Linked DNA regions of Homo sapiens: all the other regions are linked to region 1. The links are chromatin contacts, found by Hi-C or POLR2A ChIA-PET in ENCODE. All regions are on one chromosome and are shown on one strand. Each heading gives the region's core, a stretch centred on a gene start or an enhancer-like site at or near the end of the contact. The rest is flanking DNA. Distances are from core to core; before and after follow the strand shown. Region 1 holds the start of USP32 (ubiquitin specific peptidase 32). Region 2 holds the start of TANC2 (tetratricopeptide repeat, ankyrin repeat and coiled-coil containing 2). Region 3 overlaps TSPOAP1-AS1 (TSPOAP1, SUPT4H1 and RNF43 antisense RNA 1).

Region 1 (5,095 bases), core at 1,731-4,230:
ACTGCTTTTTAAACTGTACCTTTTCTATGTTTAGATACACAAATACCATTGTTAAAATTACCTACTGTAGCCCAGGCGTGGTGGCTCGTGCCTCTAATCCCAGTACTTTGGGAGGCCGAGGTTGGTGGATCACCTCAGGTCAGGAGTTCGAGACCAGCCTGGCCAACATGGTGAAACCCCATCTCTACTAAAAATACAAAAATTAGCCGGGCGGGATGGTGTGCGCCTATAATCCCAGCTACCCAGGAGGCTGAGGCAGGAGAATCACTGGAACCTGGGAGGCAGAGGCTGCAGTGAACCGAGATTGCGCCACTGCATTCCAGCCTGGGCGACAGAGCAAGACTCCGTCTCAAAAAAATAAATAAATAAATAAATAAAAAATTACCTACAGTATTCAGTACAGTAACATGCTATACAGGTTTGTAGCCTAGGAGCAATAGGCCTAGGTGTGCTGCAGGATATACCATTTAGGTTTGTGTAAGTAATCTATGATATTTGCACCACAACAATGTATCTCTTAGAATGCACCCCATTGGAAAACGACACATGCGGTCATATTCTATTAATTCCTGAGTATTTTGTAAATCATTTACCATCTCATGAAAGCAGCTAAACTGCAACTCTAGTCCTGTCTTTCAAGTGGGGCAAGTGCCACAAAGAGATACATTAATTTGCTCCCAACTCCACTGCAAATCAAGTGGGTAGATAAATACCCAAGCCTATCCCTTGTATAGCAAGGCCATCTGTAGGTACTGACGGTTTAGGACAGTAATAATAGTAGTATATGTTGCAATTGAACTCTTGAGGGTTTTTCTCCCTCACAGCTGGGCCCTTTCATAAAATTCACTTCCCATTAATTACGATAATCTAACTCGGAACTCGCACTCTGCAGGCTGAAGATGACTGAGGTGTTTTGCCTGATGTCTCTCTATACCGAACTAATGACCTGGAAATTAAAGGCTTTGAAATGTATTCCCAACCCCCTGATTCATGGCCTTTCAGTAATGCAGCTAATCTGAGGTCTTAAAATTAACCACCTCACAGTGAACTGGAAAGGGCAGCGCTGTGACTAATGCCACGCTGCTGATCTGGTTTGCCAGGAAAGGTGAGTAGAAAAACACGAAATATTGGTGGGGCGCGGTGGCTCACGCCTGTAATCCCAGCACTCTGGGAGGCTGAGGCGGGCGGATCATCTGAGGTTGCGAGTTCGAGAACAGCCTGACCAACATGGAGAAACCCTGTCTCTACTGAAAATACAAAATTAGCCAGGCATGGTGGCGCATGCCTGTAATCCCAACTACTCGGGAGGCTGAGGCAGGAGAGTCGCTTGAACCAGAGAGGCAGAGGTTGCGGTGAGTCGAGATCGCGCCATTGCACTCCAGCCTGGGCAACAGGGGTGAAACTCCGTCTCAAAAAAAAAAAAAAGAAAAACACAGAATATTACCTTCTTTCTCTAGCAGGGTATATTAGAATCTGTTGGTTTTAGGAACTAATAACCTTTCCCTGGCCCTAAATTACCTAACCGGCACCTTGGGTCCAATCTAATCCAAATGGTTACTTTTTCAATATTGCTTCCTTTTCCAGAAGCTTTATTCCGTGACTTTTAGGTTGAAGACGCAAACTAAATAAGAGTTGAAAATCAAGGAACTAAATAATAATTCCACTGTACATATACACCCCATTTGGTTTCTCCATTTATGGTTTCCTATAGGTTGTGTTCACCTTTTGGCTCTCGTGAATAATGCTGCTATAAACACGGGGGCACAAATACCTGTTCACATCCCTGCTTTTCATTCTTTGGGAAATGGAGAGGTGGAGTGGGAGAGTCAGTCACATGCTGCCACACCATGAACCTGGAAGGCACGATGCCAAGTGAAATAAGCCAGTCACAAAAGAGAAAGTCTGCAGAGTTCCACTCAGAGGAAATACTTAAGAGTAGTGAAATTGATAGTAGGACAGCGGTTGCCACGGACCAGTGGGAGGGGGATTGGGGAGTTACCGTTTAATAGGCACAGAGTTTCCCTTTTGCAAGATGAAAAACGGTGGGAAATGGGACGTGGCAATGGATGCAAAACAATATCAATGTTCTTAACGCCACTGAACTCACTTAGAAATTGTGAAAATGGTACATTTTGTTACGTATATTTTACCACAGATTAAAACGACTCCACGCTAAGCCTTGTAGCCCTCATGTTTCTCGGGGAGAAACTCTGGGAGAGAGGATAAGCCTTTTGCACAGCGCTTTCCAGAGAATGTGTACAAGAGGCATGGTCAGGAGGAGAAGGTGGGCCGGGCAGGCGAGATGACCCGAAAAGGCAGATCCACTTCGTTAACAAGGTCCACTTTCCTCAGGGATCTCCCGCTAGGTGTGAGCATTCTTTTGTCACAGGAAAGCCTTGAGATTCTCCTTTCCTTTCACAACGCCCTCCCAGTCAAAGACGTCCCTAAGGTTGGGAGCTCCCTGCCTACCCACTCCTTTCTCTTCTGAGCCATATGCCGCATCCCTCAGAACCCCATTCCCTAAGATTCTGCGGTCTTCCATGTTAGGTCCCGGCAACTGCCACACTAACCGTCAGCTGCTCGGACCCCACCCGCCGAACGCCAGAACATGTGGGCGCGGGGGCGGGGGGGGTCGTCCTCAAGCGCCCCGGAAGTCACCACCCCCCGTCGCCAGCGGAGGCGCCCGGGCGGGGCGCGCGGCTGCGATTGGCGGGAAGATGGGACGATGCGTTACGTGCGGAGATGCGTCCCCCTCCCCGGCGCTCCTGCGCGCGGTTAGCTTGGGGAGGGGCGGAGCGTGCGGCCCTGGGCGGCCGTTACCGGGAACAGTGTCTGGCCTCGGGTCCCGTGACCCTCGGCGGAGCTGGCGGGAGGGGGCGGAAGTGGCAAGAGGGCGTGAGGAGGGAAGGAGAGGGAGGAGAGAGAGGAGAGAGAAGGGCGGAGTAGGAGGCAGGGGAAGGGGGCGGGGCGGAAGAGTCACGTGATCCGGCATGGAGGCGGTGGCGGCGACCGGGAGGAGCCGCCGGGGCAGAAGCCGCACTTGTTAGTGTGGGGGGAGGTGGGGGCGGGGGACGCCGACACCGTCACCGTCACCCAGGGACGCCGAGGAGAAGGCGGGAGGGGGGTGGGGGCGAGATCAGGCTCCGACCCCCCGCCGAGGGGATGAGGGGAGCATGGGTGCCAAGGAGTCACGGATCGGATTCCTCAGCTACGAGGAGGCGCTGAGGAGAGGTGAGGGGGGAGGGGTCTGGGCGAGCTGCCTGGGAGGCCCGCGACGGGCAGCCTGGAGGGTGGGTAACCGGGAGGGAGAGGGGAGATTGAGGGCGTGGGGCGCCTGAGGCGGAAGGGAAAGGCGGCCGGCCTTGGGGAGTGTGGTGGAGGAGAGAGGTCGGGTGGGAAGCAGCGTTTGGGAATTAGGGCCGTTTGGAAAGGGGCTTGTCCTGAGAGAGGGGGATCGGCGCTGGCAGGGCAGTGCCCGTGCTCGCTGGTGGCGTTGTGATCCTGGATGTGTCCAGGGAAGTCCTCTCCCCGTTTTCTTGGGCGGCTCCAGCCCATCCAGCCCCCCTCATCCTTCATTGCCATTTTCTCCTATCATTCCTTCATAAAAACCTCAAATAACATCCTAACCTCGTTCCTAACAGCCTTAGCTGGAAGGGGACGAGGAGGCGGCTGCAAAGCGCTCCTCTCTGCTACTGGAAGCCCCTTCGTATCTGGGGAGTCCCTGCCTTTTCCCAGAGCCTATGCCTGTCTCTTGAGGGCTGTGGCCATCCGCTTCTGCCACCCTTCACCGTTTGAGCGGCTGACTTTGATAAGAACGATCTGAAATGAAGTTGTGTTTGAGGTGAGATGAGACTGGACAGCTGGCGTTGGCACCAGACCTTGTCTTAGGTTTCATCTCCTCCGACGTTGACCAAAGCCTTTGACTGCACTTGATGCCCAGTTCTCGCTCCATCCCTCTCCATGAAATGGCATTGGGAAGTCCAGCATTCAGATATTGTGTTAAATCTCCCTTTAGAGACTGGCCTGGCTGCCAGTCCCGGCCTGCTGCTTATTGGCTCTGAGGCACAGTATATTGTTGGCAGCCCCAACCCCCTACCACTCACTCTGATACCGCTGTCCATGATCACTAAAGCACACACTAACTGGAAGTGTCTTGTTGCACAGTTTATGGCCGGAATGTCTTAATTTTTCATGACTGGGATTTCAGTGTGTGTAGATCTGTGTATGCTTGTATTTCTTTTAGACATTTAATGGATATTCTTGGTAAGAAGTGAAAAAACATTAAGAAGATTAGGAGCTAGGCATTATTGTTAACAGGTTTCCAAGTCAAGAAATCAGCCATGCTCCAGGTGGTTTTAGTAGCTAAGGATATAAAATGGTAATTAGATTAAAAGACGGGTATTCAAAATGAGGCTTGAGAAGTGAACTCTTGTTCGTATATAGGAAGAAGAGGGGTAAGTGGGTAAGTTCAGTTGACCATCACCTGACAGTAAGATACAGAATTGAGATGTATTGGTGGTGGTGGATTTACCAGAATAACACAGATATGCCTTTTATGTCTTTCTTTCTTTTTCCCTTGTGGAACAGTATAATAATTGTTTTTATGGACAATCTCATTTGAACTTTTTTTGTCTGCCCCAATATGAGAAATATTCCAAATTCTTGATGTGTTTCCAGCCCTAGTAGGCTAGTCATTTCCGGGATGCTGTTGAGCCTGACAGGTCTGGCCTCAATTAGGCAATGGCTTACATGGCATGAAAGAGGACATTAGTCAAACTGATTTACAGCTTCAAGGTTCAGAAGTGTTTCTTAAGTTTGAGGGTGTGAATACTAGTGATGTACCTGGCATTGAGAAATTCCAAAATTAAACTTGTATTCAGCTCTAGCCTGCTTAATCTCCTATCAAACTAAGATGGTACGTTTGTAAATACAAATGAAGTTAATTGCATTTTAAACTGATCTGACTGGAAGGTTTTTGTTTAATTTCTTATACAGTGTCTGCCTGTTGAATTTTAAAACACATGTATTTGAAGAGATAGCAAAATCTTTGTTAAGAGCTTATTTGTAACTATTGGAATGAATTTATGTTTTTTTT
Region 2 (5,095 bases), core at 1,317-3,816, 2.6 Mb before region 1:
ACAGTAAGTTTAAAGCCCTTCAACTCTGAAGAAAATAGGTGATTCACAGATCTACATAATACTCTATCAAGAACAATCTGAGAGGACTGGTTCCCCGAGCGCAACTATCAATTTCTTCCCTTACACAAGGGGGCAGTGATAACAAGAAAAGAATCGGGCTCTGTAACACCTCTTCCTACAGACAGTAGGGGGTGGCAGTACATATGGCTTACAGTCAGAACAAAACAGGAAGACCCAACAGAATTCTCTTTATTCTCCTCTGGCCCTTTCCTCTGTTCTTCAGCCCCAACAGCTTCTCAAGGTAAGGGACATATCTACAGAAAAGACTAAAACCCAAAATCAATCACCAAGGAAAATCTATTTTTGTCTTTGAAGCAAATGATCCCTCAATGGCTGAATTTGGATCTAAGGGAAAGCCAATCAGTATGAATTTTCAGATTATCTGGCAAATTACTATAATGAGAACAGCATTCACACATGTAATTTAATTTCTTTACAAGAATTATAACATAAAACATTAAAATCTCATCAATAATTAAGTACATTCTAACGAACACATTTCCATATTTCTGCTTTTGTTATATAGTATATTCACACTCATTGTATGTATACATATAAGTTACATTAAATAGATCATGGAGTTGTCTTTTGTTACTTCTGAAATTCCAGCTATGTTCTGACAATCCTCTCGAAACAGATGTTCTTAAATGGAAGTCACAATGTTTTGCAGCATGTTGGTAATTTCTTATGTATGTATAATATACATGCACATATATCTATATAGAGACATAAATAAATATCTAGATACAGAGGGGAGCAAGAGAGAGGGAGAAAGAGAATGTTTAACGTTTTATTTCGTGCTCACATCCCTAAGAGGATCTACCTGGGAAATGCTGCAAGAAGCACTCCACTGACAGTATCCATGTTGTTGCTTTTTATGCCAATTTACTGTATTCTTTTTTTTTTTTATTTCACCATCCCAACACCAAGAACATACAAGAATATTTTAGTACTGCCGTTCTCTATAATTAACCATTGTGATAGATACTGGCTCCAACCCCTCAAAATGCCTGAAAATCTATCCCTTTTGTTCACCACACTGCTTTGTTTTCCTCATTACAGATATTTTCACCTGTGTAAAAATCAGGAAAAGGGCACATACGAAAAATACTTCCCTTTGCCTAATGATCTTTAACTCATAATTATGGTCAAGACGTTTGGGGTTTTGTTTGTTTCTTTTCCTGGAGAGGAGCAGAGAAGAGAGTGAAAGACACCCGAAACACCAAATCTTCTTCCTAATGTTAATTATCATTGTTTATGTTTTGTGAAGACCATTCTAAACATTCCACACCTGGAAATGAAGACTGGATACAATTGTACCAATGCTCTACACGCTGATGGCAAAACCTGGAATTATTTTAGCCCTATTTTTTCTTTCCAATCTCACAGCCAGACACAATTTGCTTTTTTTCTTTCACGTGGTTACTTTCTCTACCTCAAAAAAAATAGCTTATCATAGCTCCTCCCGATTTCCTATGGCAAAATATCTAGCAATGAGCCTTATTAATCTTTTATTATGCTACACCTCCTTTCCCAGAGGAATTATTAATATCGCTAATAACACTTCGACCATGAATTTCAACGCCACAGAGGCCAGCCCATCCTGTGCCTTACCTGGCACATTTCGCAACTACTTTTATGCTGCATTCTGGGGGCACATTTTGCAACTCGTTCTGCACCACATTCCCTGCCACGTTTAGCAATCCGCCTCGCATCTTATCCTTGGTCCCCGTCATCCAGAGACGCTCTAGGTACCAAATTCCATGACATCTTCGGTGACAGCCAAGTGGCGACCCCACACGCCTCTGAAGCCCGCCTTGGTGTCATATTCGGAGCCAGCCTTCCCCACGCCTTGGACACCGAGGCACTTCGCTGCCCATTTCGCCGTCTCCCCGCTCGCCCCCGCCCCTCTCCCCGGAGCCGAGGCTGTGGAGGCGAACGACCCTGTCACTGAAGCGACCTTTCCTCGCCCTGCTCCCCGGGCCCCTTACCTGCCGCTCTGAGGGGCTCTCTGCACCTCCGGGTCAAGCCCCAGTCCCCGGGGTCTCCTGTGAGGACCGCGCCGCCCGCCGGCGCCGCCCGCGATTCCCGGAGCACCTCGCAGTCCTCCAACGCCCCGCGGCGAGTCTGCACCCCGGAACGGCGCGGCGGGGCCTCGCAGCCGGCGAGCGCAGCCCGCGGCGGTGCTCCTGTCAGCGGCGGCTCGGGGGCCAGCTCTCGCCCCTCGGCTCGGCTCGGCGGCGGCGGGCGCCTCGCTCCGCCTAGCGCGCGGCACAGCCGGGAGGTGAGCGCGAGGGGGATGGGAATGGGGGCGGGGCCGCCCGAAGGAGGCGCGGAGGGCGGTGGCGGCGGGAGGGCAGCGCCAGCGGCCCTAGGCCGGGCGCTCGGAGCGCTCGCAGCTTCCCCCGCCGGGCGGGCGGCTCGCGCGAGGCGGCTGTGCCAGCGGGCCCCGCCGGAGCAGCGCGCCCAGCAACCCGCGCCCCGCCGGCCGCTCGCTAGCGCCGCCGCCGCGCTGGGGGCGTCGCACCCTCTGAGGCCGCCCGCAGCCCCGCCCCCTCCGGGCTGGGGTGGGGAGGGGCGCGAGCGCGGAGGGAGCGCGCGTGCGTGGGGGCGCGTGCGTGGTGGAGCGCGCGCGCCCCCGCCCCTTCCACAGTTTGGGGGTGGGGAACGGCTGGAAGAGGGAGTGGGGACGCAGCCCTCCTCCGCGCGGAGAGACGGGGCCCTGGCTCTGGCGCTCTGGGATGTCCTGGCATTTCTCGTATCCCCGGGGGGCTCGGACTTGTGGGTGGCATTTGGAGGGGCAGCAGGGAGGACGCTCGGTAACTGACAAGGCCCTACATAGTTGGGCTCCGCCCTCAGGGGTGATGTCACTCTCGAGGTGGCTGCTGCTGTCACGTGCGCCCATTTCAGGGCCTGTCCTCCTGCTTTGATGACCGGAATGCTCTCCTAGATCTCCCCCACTTCGGTCACCTCAGGCACATATCACTCTGAGAGTCCTCGAAGCCTACAAGTGTCAGTTATTCTTTCCCGGATTCTCAGTGGTAGTTTGTAGACGACTTCAAAAGGCCACGGTTGGCTGTGGGGAGAATCAGAATGAGAAAGAAAAACAAAACAACAGTGGGGTTTGTGGGGAGACCGAGACTGTTATTTAGAATAATGGCTGAAAATTCACCAACCACAGCTTGCAAACCTGAGGTAAAGTCGTGGCGCTGCTTCTGTCACTGCCAGGTTGACTAAGAAGTAGCGTGGTTTTAAGAGCTGGTCGACAAGGGCGGGAAAGCCACCACATTAATACCTCGTCGAACGATGTTAGGTCATATTTCACCCTCCACCTAGATCTTCTTCCCCTCTACTGTTTCCCTCCTATCATAAAACAGCAAGTCGGCTGTGGGAGGTATTTGGGACATAAACATCATCGCGTGCTGCAAGATGATGCGAAGCAATCACCGTTACCAACTCTGCCCGGCTCGCCTTCCCTTCCATAAACTGAGATGACCTTTCGTGGTCATCCAACTTCTTAATCAGATGACATGATTGGAAATAGATGCGCCAAATTACATCAATCAAGGAAGCTCTGTCTGTGGCGCTTCCAAGGTAGAGAGGTTTGTTTGATAACAGCACTTTAATCTGCCCCATCCTGTAGCACTTCATCCAGGAGTTTCTTCGATTTTCAAAAATTAGTATTAATTTCAGAACAATACAAGAAACTGGATATGAACATGTCCATCCAACAGCTCTTCTTTACAGTGAATGCTTGCAAAGTCAGAGCTAGAGCAGCTTTGAATAATACAGCTAACATGGCAAGGTGAAGGGCTGACATATGGAATCTTTTGGTGTTAACTCCAGAAAGTTAGATTAATCTAATGAAAACCCATCTACCTATGGTATTAGAGGCAAGGTAGTGATTACTTACAGGGGAATTGATTGAGAGGGGACAGGAGAGAGCCTTCTGGTTTGCTGGAAATATTCAATATCTTAATGGTTACCCGGGTGTATACATATGCAAAAAGATCTGTGCACTTCATGTCAGTTTTTTAAAATCACATACACACAAAGAAGCATTACAATGTCATCATCACTGCAGTCGGAAAACCTCAGTTTGAATCTCAGTGTCACCCAACACTTACCTGCTGTGTGACCTTGAACAGGTCTCCGGACCTTCCTTTCTTCATCTGTCTAACGTGGGTGATATTAATACTTACCTCACAGATGGATGTAAAGATGAAACAAAATTTTGGAAAATACTTAGCACAAATCCTGTTACACAATAAGGACTCAGGAAACAGGAGCTATTATGTTATCCTTCTTACACTTGAATTTACCCTATTTAATTCTCCTTCGGTCTTTTTTTTTTTTTTTTTTAAGATTACTTTCTATCTAAGCCTTTCCCTGCGAGTTCCACTGAGGCTAATAACATTCCTTCTCTGAGAAATAACAAAAGGCAGTCAGGGGTGTAATGTTGGTTTTCAAACTAGTTCAGGTGGCAGTCTCTAGAAATTATGGTGCTCAACGTGGAGCATCATGAAATACAGATAGATTTAACTCTGCCATATGGAATTGACACAATTTTACAAGCACTAAATCTGGCAATTTTATGGTTATGCAAATCTCCACATAATCACATAATAAAAAAATGGGGGCTTTTTGTTGTTGTTGTTGTTCTTTTTTTTTGAGATAGAGTCTCGACCTGTCACCCAGGCTGGAGTGCAGTGGTGCCATCTCGGCTCACTGCAACCTCCGCCTCCCGAGTTCAAGCGATTTTTGTGCCTCAGCCTCCTTCCCAAGTAGCTGGGATTACAAGCACACACCACCACCCCTGGCTAATTTTTGTATTTTAGGTACAGATGGGGTTTTGCCATGTTGACCAGGCTGGTCTCGAACTCTTGACCTCATGTGATCCACCCAACTTGGCCTCCAAAAGTGCCAGGATTACAGGCGTGAACCACTGTGTCCAGCCAAAAAATAATGTGTTTTTAAGAAATAATATGTCTGTGTTTTTCTCTTTAAATTTATTTGCAACTTTTTTACAAGGTAG
Region 3 (5,095 bases), core at 827-3,326, 2.1 Mb after region 1:
CCTCCCAACCTCTCTTTTTCCTCCTCACCTCCCTCAATCTGCAGACTGATGATGGCACCGTCACACCCCACTGGAACACTGAGACTTGTGCGATGAAAATACATGTATCTAACTAAGGGCAGAGTCCTGGCCCTGCTGCCTCCACCAGCCACCAACCCTGTGACTTTCCCAAGTCACCTCTAAAATGAAGTTTCTTGTCTAGGAAGTGCAGTTGACAAAACTATGATGTTAAGGGCAGGATCGTGGTTAGCTGTGATAGGTGGTGGTGGAGGAGGGCATGAGAAGCACCTAAGGTGCTGGTTATATTTTGTTTCTTTCTTTCCTTCCTTCCTTCCTTCCTTTTTCTTTCTTTTCTTTCTCCCTTCCTTCCCTTTCTTTCTTTCTTTTATTTTCTTTCACTTTTTTTTTTTTTTTTTGAGACAGGGTCTCACTTTGTCACCCAGACTGCAGTGCAGTGGCATGATCATGGCTCACTGCAGCCTCAACCTCCTGGGCTCAGTTGATCCTCCCACCTCAGTGCCTCAAGTAGCGGGGTCTACAGGCATCCACCACCACATCCAGCTAATTTTTATATTTTGGTAGAGACGGGGTTTTGTCATGCTGCCCAGGCTGGTCTCGAACTCCTGGGCTCAAGCCATCCACCCACCTCGGCCTCCCAAACTGCTGGGACTACAGGCATGAGCCACTGCGTCCGGCCTTTTATCTTGATCTTGATGCTAGTTATGTAGGTCAGTTCACTTTCTGGAAATATATTGTTATATACTTAGGATTTGTTCACTGTTATACTTCAAATAAAAAGTTTGCTTTGGCTGGGTGTGGTGGCTCACGCCTGTAATCCCAGCATTTTGGGAGGCTGAGGCAGGTGGATTGCTTGAGCTCAGAAGTTTGAGATCAGCCTGTGCAAAGGGCGATGCCCTGTCTCTACTAAAAATTTTTTTAAAATTAGCTGGGCGTGGTGGCACACGCCTGTAGTCCCAACTACTTGGGAGGCTGAGGCAGGAGGATCACTTGAGCCCAGGAGGTCACGGGTGCAGTGAGTCCCAGTTGTGCCACTGCACTCTAGCCTGGGCAACAGAGCAAGACCCTGTCTCAAAAAAAAAAAAAAAAAAATCAAATACAATAATTTAGGCAAAAGCAATTTGAGAGTTGTAAACTATGTAAGGAATTGTCATTATCCAAGGTTGCCTATCTCTAGGTAAGTTCTAGATAGGTGTGACAAGAATTTCATCCTTCCAGCATTGTTGGGTAATGGTAATAGGTGTTCCACCACATATATCATACATAAATACATCAAAACTGAATCAAAACAGAAACATTTTCCTTCAAGCACCAGGGCTTTTTTTTTTTTTTTTTTTTTCCAAAGACAGGGTCTTGTTCTGTTTCCCAGGCAGGAGCGCAGTGGCACGATTGTAGCTCACTGAAGCCTCCAGCTCCTGGGCTCAATCAATCCTCTCACTTCAGCTCCTAGAGTATCTAACAATACAGGTGCGCACCACTCCACCCAGCTCATTTTGGGGGTATTTTTGGTATTTTTTGTAGAGACAGGGTTTCAAATTCCTGGCCTCAAGTGTTCCTTCGGCCTCAGCCTCCTAAAAGGCTAGGATTATATGCGTGAGCCACTGTGCCTGGCCAAGGTTTTTTTAAAATTTTAATCTTTATGTTCTCGTTTTTTATAAGATAAAGTTTGGTTTGGGTTTTTTTTTTGTTTTTTTGTTTGTTTTTCTGTGGTTCTTTTTTTTTAGACAGGGTCTCACTATGTTGCCTAGACTGGCCTTGAATTCCTGGGCTCAAGAGATTCTCCCGCTTCAGCCTCACAAGTAGCTGGGACTACAGGCATGTGCCACTACACCTAGCTTAAATTTTTAAAAATGTGTTATATACTTCCTTGCTATTTGGATACAAGATTCTGAATGTGATTTAACCTGATTTGGTTCAAAGTCATTGTTGTAAACCTCCATTTTTGTATCATGTGGTGAAATGGTTCCGGGACTGACTCTTTTTCTACCTCTTGGATTCATAGCAACCTGTCAGCTGTCACTTCTGTTGCTCATGTGTGGCTGTCCCCCTTCCAGTCTTGTCTGACCTAGGAGAACAGACAGCCACACTTGGTAAAAATTGCTATAGGTTGCACCAATAAGGTTTAGACTGGGGAGAAGAGCACATGGCTGCCTGCCTCAGTCTTGGGGTTTCGAGGCCTTCACCAGTGGGAAGGTGAAATGCAGAGTCTACAGAGGAGTGAAGGCAGACCACAGAACATTAGGACTGGGGGAGTCATGACTTAGGCCAGCCCCTCACTTTTTAGAGGAGAGGACTGAGCCCCAGAGACTGGTCAGCTTGACTTCAGGAGCGGGTCGCTGCTACTTTGTATGTCCTACACTGCCTAGCTCAGTACCTCTTGTCTAAAGATGCTGTGTTTCTCTGCCATAAGATCCCAGGAAGCGGGAACTGAGTGCAGAGAACACTCTGCCTTGTGCTGCTGGTACCAGCATGCCAGATCCTCTGAGAAATAGGATGGAAAACATTTCCCCTCTATGCCTTGGCACTCCCCCATTCTCAACCCTCTGCCTTCCGGGTAGAGGGCAGACATTATGTTGTCCCGATAGGGAACTTGAAGTCCAAGGAACTTTCCTTGGGGGTCTATCTATGGCGGATAGAGGCCTGGGCCTCTAAGAGAGAGCTGGCCTAGCCCATTTTGAAAGCCCCTGTGTGCTGCTTCCGGCCTATGCACTCTTCTTCCTGCAAACTGAGCTCTTGTGTTACAGAGTGAGCGTGAGGGAAGGGAAGGAGCAGCTTCAGACAGCAGGGTAGGGGGACCTCAGTTTCTCTCCAAAATGGATCCCTCATCCCCTTTCCAAACCCAGCAACTACCACCCTTTCAACCCCTTCCCCCATCCCGGAAAATACCTGGAAGGAAGTGAGCGCTCTGGGGCCACTAGCAGGAAGTGGGGGGTTAACTGTCACCTCATCCCTGGGGGCTTGAGTAGCAGAAGGCAGAGGGGGAAATGCAAATCCATGCTTGGGAGGGAGAAGAACTCCTGAGAGGAAGCAGGTGGCAGCCAGAGCCCAGACTTCCTCCTGGGCCAGTGGTCCCAGCAGGGGCTGGAGAGGCCTGAGGCAAGGGAGTTATCACAGGCACTGAACAAGACAGCAGTCGGCCCACCCTGTGCAGGCAGCTGCAGCACTTTCTCTGGTCAGCTGAGTAGACTCACTTCCTCTGCCCTGCACCCCAGAGAGGCCGGGAGATGGAGGGCGGGGTCTCAGGAGGAGGGGTGGGGCATGGTCTGGATTCATGGAAGGTGAGGAGATGCAGGAGAAATGAAGGGGGGTATGTCCCTGGGGAATCAGCTGGAGGCAGGCAGGCATCAGTCTCTTCTGCTTTTGCTTAGGGACTAAGATTCAGGAATCCCTCTGGCCTTGGCACCTCCCCCTACCTTGTTCTAGACACCAGGGGCCAAAATTGAGAACCACATGATATCCTTGCAAAGGGATCGTTTATAGCACCTGGAAACAAGAATCTAAGAAGCAGCCTTTGGCCTTGTGCCTCTACACTAATCATCTATTACATCCCTATGGCAATTTCCAGGTTCAAAATGGGCCACCTCTATTATTGCATTTGACCCTCAGTGCCATCCCACGAGGCAATATTATTCCCCTTTCACAGATGAGAAAACTGAGTTTCCATTACATCTCTCGCCCACAGTCAGTGGCCTGGTGAAGCTGCACTGGTGCTTCAGCCTTTCCCCTTGCACAACGCTGCTGTCCCTATGGCCTCCCTTCAGTTCTCCATGGCAGATGGGGATCCAGGGCCCATAACTGGGGCAGGGGCATGGGGGTCCTCCAGGTTTCCCTTTTTCTTCCTTGAACCCCATCCAGCCTGCAGGTGGGGCTCTGGGGTTGCAGGTCCACTGACCTTAGTAACAAAGGCTCCTTGGGGGTGAGGGCTTCCATGCCTCCTGTGTTCACCCACCCTGGGACCCCTCGAAGAGGTGCCGGGACCCCTGACACCCACCCCCATTTTGTCCCAGGCTTCTCACCTCCCCCTCCCCAGAGCCGCAGCCCCATGACGCAGCCAGCCGCTGTTGCCCCATTGGCCCGCCCTAGTGCATTTGCCCTTATTTGGCCAGGCCAGCTCCAGGCTGGGTCTCCACCCCCGGCCCAGCCCCCGCAGGCCTGTCTCTCTCACTTCGTCTTTTTGAGGTTTGGCTCTGGGGCTCTGGGGCTCTGGGGCCCTGGCGGGCGTCACTTCAAACGCACTTTCTGGTTGAGTCACTTTTTAACGGCTCCAGTGCTGTGAGCTGCTGCTGCTGCTGGGTCCCTGGCCTTGGGGGCCAACCCTCCCCCATTTGACTGCTTAATAGGCTCTGAAGGAAAGGGCTGGGGAGGCCATCTGCTGCTGGAGAGACTCTGCGGGCCACCTGGCCACCCAGTTAGGCCCCTCTGCCCCCCAACCCACAAGCCTGGGCCAGAGGGTCCGCCCTGGGTCGCTCCCACTGCTTTTTCCAACGGGGTTGTGAGGGGAGAACAGGTCTTCACAGAAGACCTGTTCTTTGGGGACTTTGAATTGAGCTCCCTCTGGGGAACAGAAACGGGGTGCCCGATTTTCAGGAAGGTGAAACTTAACCTCGCTGAGTTTCCGGTTCCTCATCTCTGAGATGGGGATACCATCACTTACCTCACTGGGTCAGCATGACGATCAAGCGAGATTCAGATTGAGTGTGTTTCATCAAGTTCTCTAGCTGCCTGGGCTGCCTCCCTTCCCTCGGCCCCGAGTGCAGAACGTGGAGGTGAACGGGATGAATCCAAGCTGGTTCGCAGGGCAGTCCTCACTGAGCAGTCTCTTTCCAACTCTCACCACCTTTTCCAGCTGGTCCTGGGATGTGAGGAATCCTGTTGGGGGCAGGAGGCTGGCAGGAGGAAATAGATAGCTCTTTGCCCCTTGTTTCCAGACAAGATAAGGGGAGAATTCTACTAGAGCCATTCCTAGCCACCCTGCCTTCTCTGCATTTTGGGAGGTGTGCCCTCGAGCCAGCTGAGAAGATACCATGGCTGCCTGGGGGCTGGGCAGGATTTGGAACACAGATACTGCTGCTTCCTC

Evidence for each region. Hi-C counts contacts between places; a loop is a spot of excess contacts on that map. ChIA-PET counts read pairs that join two places held with the same protein, here RNA polymerase II (POLR2A). Pooled maps may share reads with other maps.
Region 2: a loop to region 1 is called in a map of CD8-positive, alpha-beta T cell, with 10 times the contacts of the local background. The contact joins the promoter of TANC2 here to the promoter of USP32 in region 1. A Hi-C loop is called at or near these places in 2 of 168 maps with a recorded cell type or tissue (CD4-positive, alpha-beta T cell and CD8-positive, alpha-beta T cell) and 4 of 50 pooled maps. POLR2A ChIA-PET finds 5 or more read pairs at or near these places in 1 of 52 experiments (activated B cell).
Region 3: a loop to region 1 is called in a map of CD4-positive, alpha-beta T cell, with 14 times the contacts of the local background. The contact joins the enhancer-like site here to the promoter of USP32 in region 1. A Hi-C loop is called at or near these places in 1 of 168 maps with a recorded cell type or tissue (CD4-positive, alpha-beta T cell), 1 of 37 single-sample maps with no recorded cell type and 5 of 50 pooled maps.

What each region holds. Positions count from the first base shown.
Region 1 is chr17:60,390,018-60,395,112 of GRCh38, reverse strand. It overlaps USP32 (ubiquitin specific peptidase 32), which reads left to right and starts at 2,980. Exons shown (of 34, transcript NM_032582.4): 1 at 2,980-3,231. The coding sequence starts at 3,174. RefSeq lists silencers at 2,510-2,829, 2,940-3,159, 3,190-3,249 and an enhancer at 2,424-3,265.
Region 2 is chr17:62,963,706-62,968,800 of GRCh38, reverse strand. It overlaps TANC2 (tetratricopeptide repeat, ankyrin repeat and coiled-coil containing 2), which reads right to left and starts at 2,566. Exons shown (of 28, transcript NM_001394998.1): 1 at 2,052-2,566. RefSeq lists a silencer at 2,490-2,679.
Region 3 is chr17:58,337,257-58,342,351 of GRCh38, reverse strand. TSPOAP1-AS1 (TSPOAP1, SUPT4H1 and RNF43 antisense RNA 1) reads right to left here. Exons shown (of 5, transcript NR_038410.1): 3 at 4,673-4,904. Among named protein-coding and RNA genes, the nearest start is that of MIR4736, 3.8 kb to the right of the region's middle. RefSeq lists enhancers at 2,495-2,544, 2,985-3,094, 3,225-3,284, 4,030-4,324, 4,295-4,504 and 1 more and a silencer at 3,770-4,064. Within about 2 kb of position 2,076, at least 4 of the 41 ENCODE cell types and tissues checked have a DNase peak (open chromatin) inside an H3K27ac peak, as active enhancers do; they include CD4-positive, alpha-beta T cell, where a contact is called at or near this core.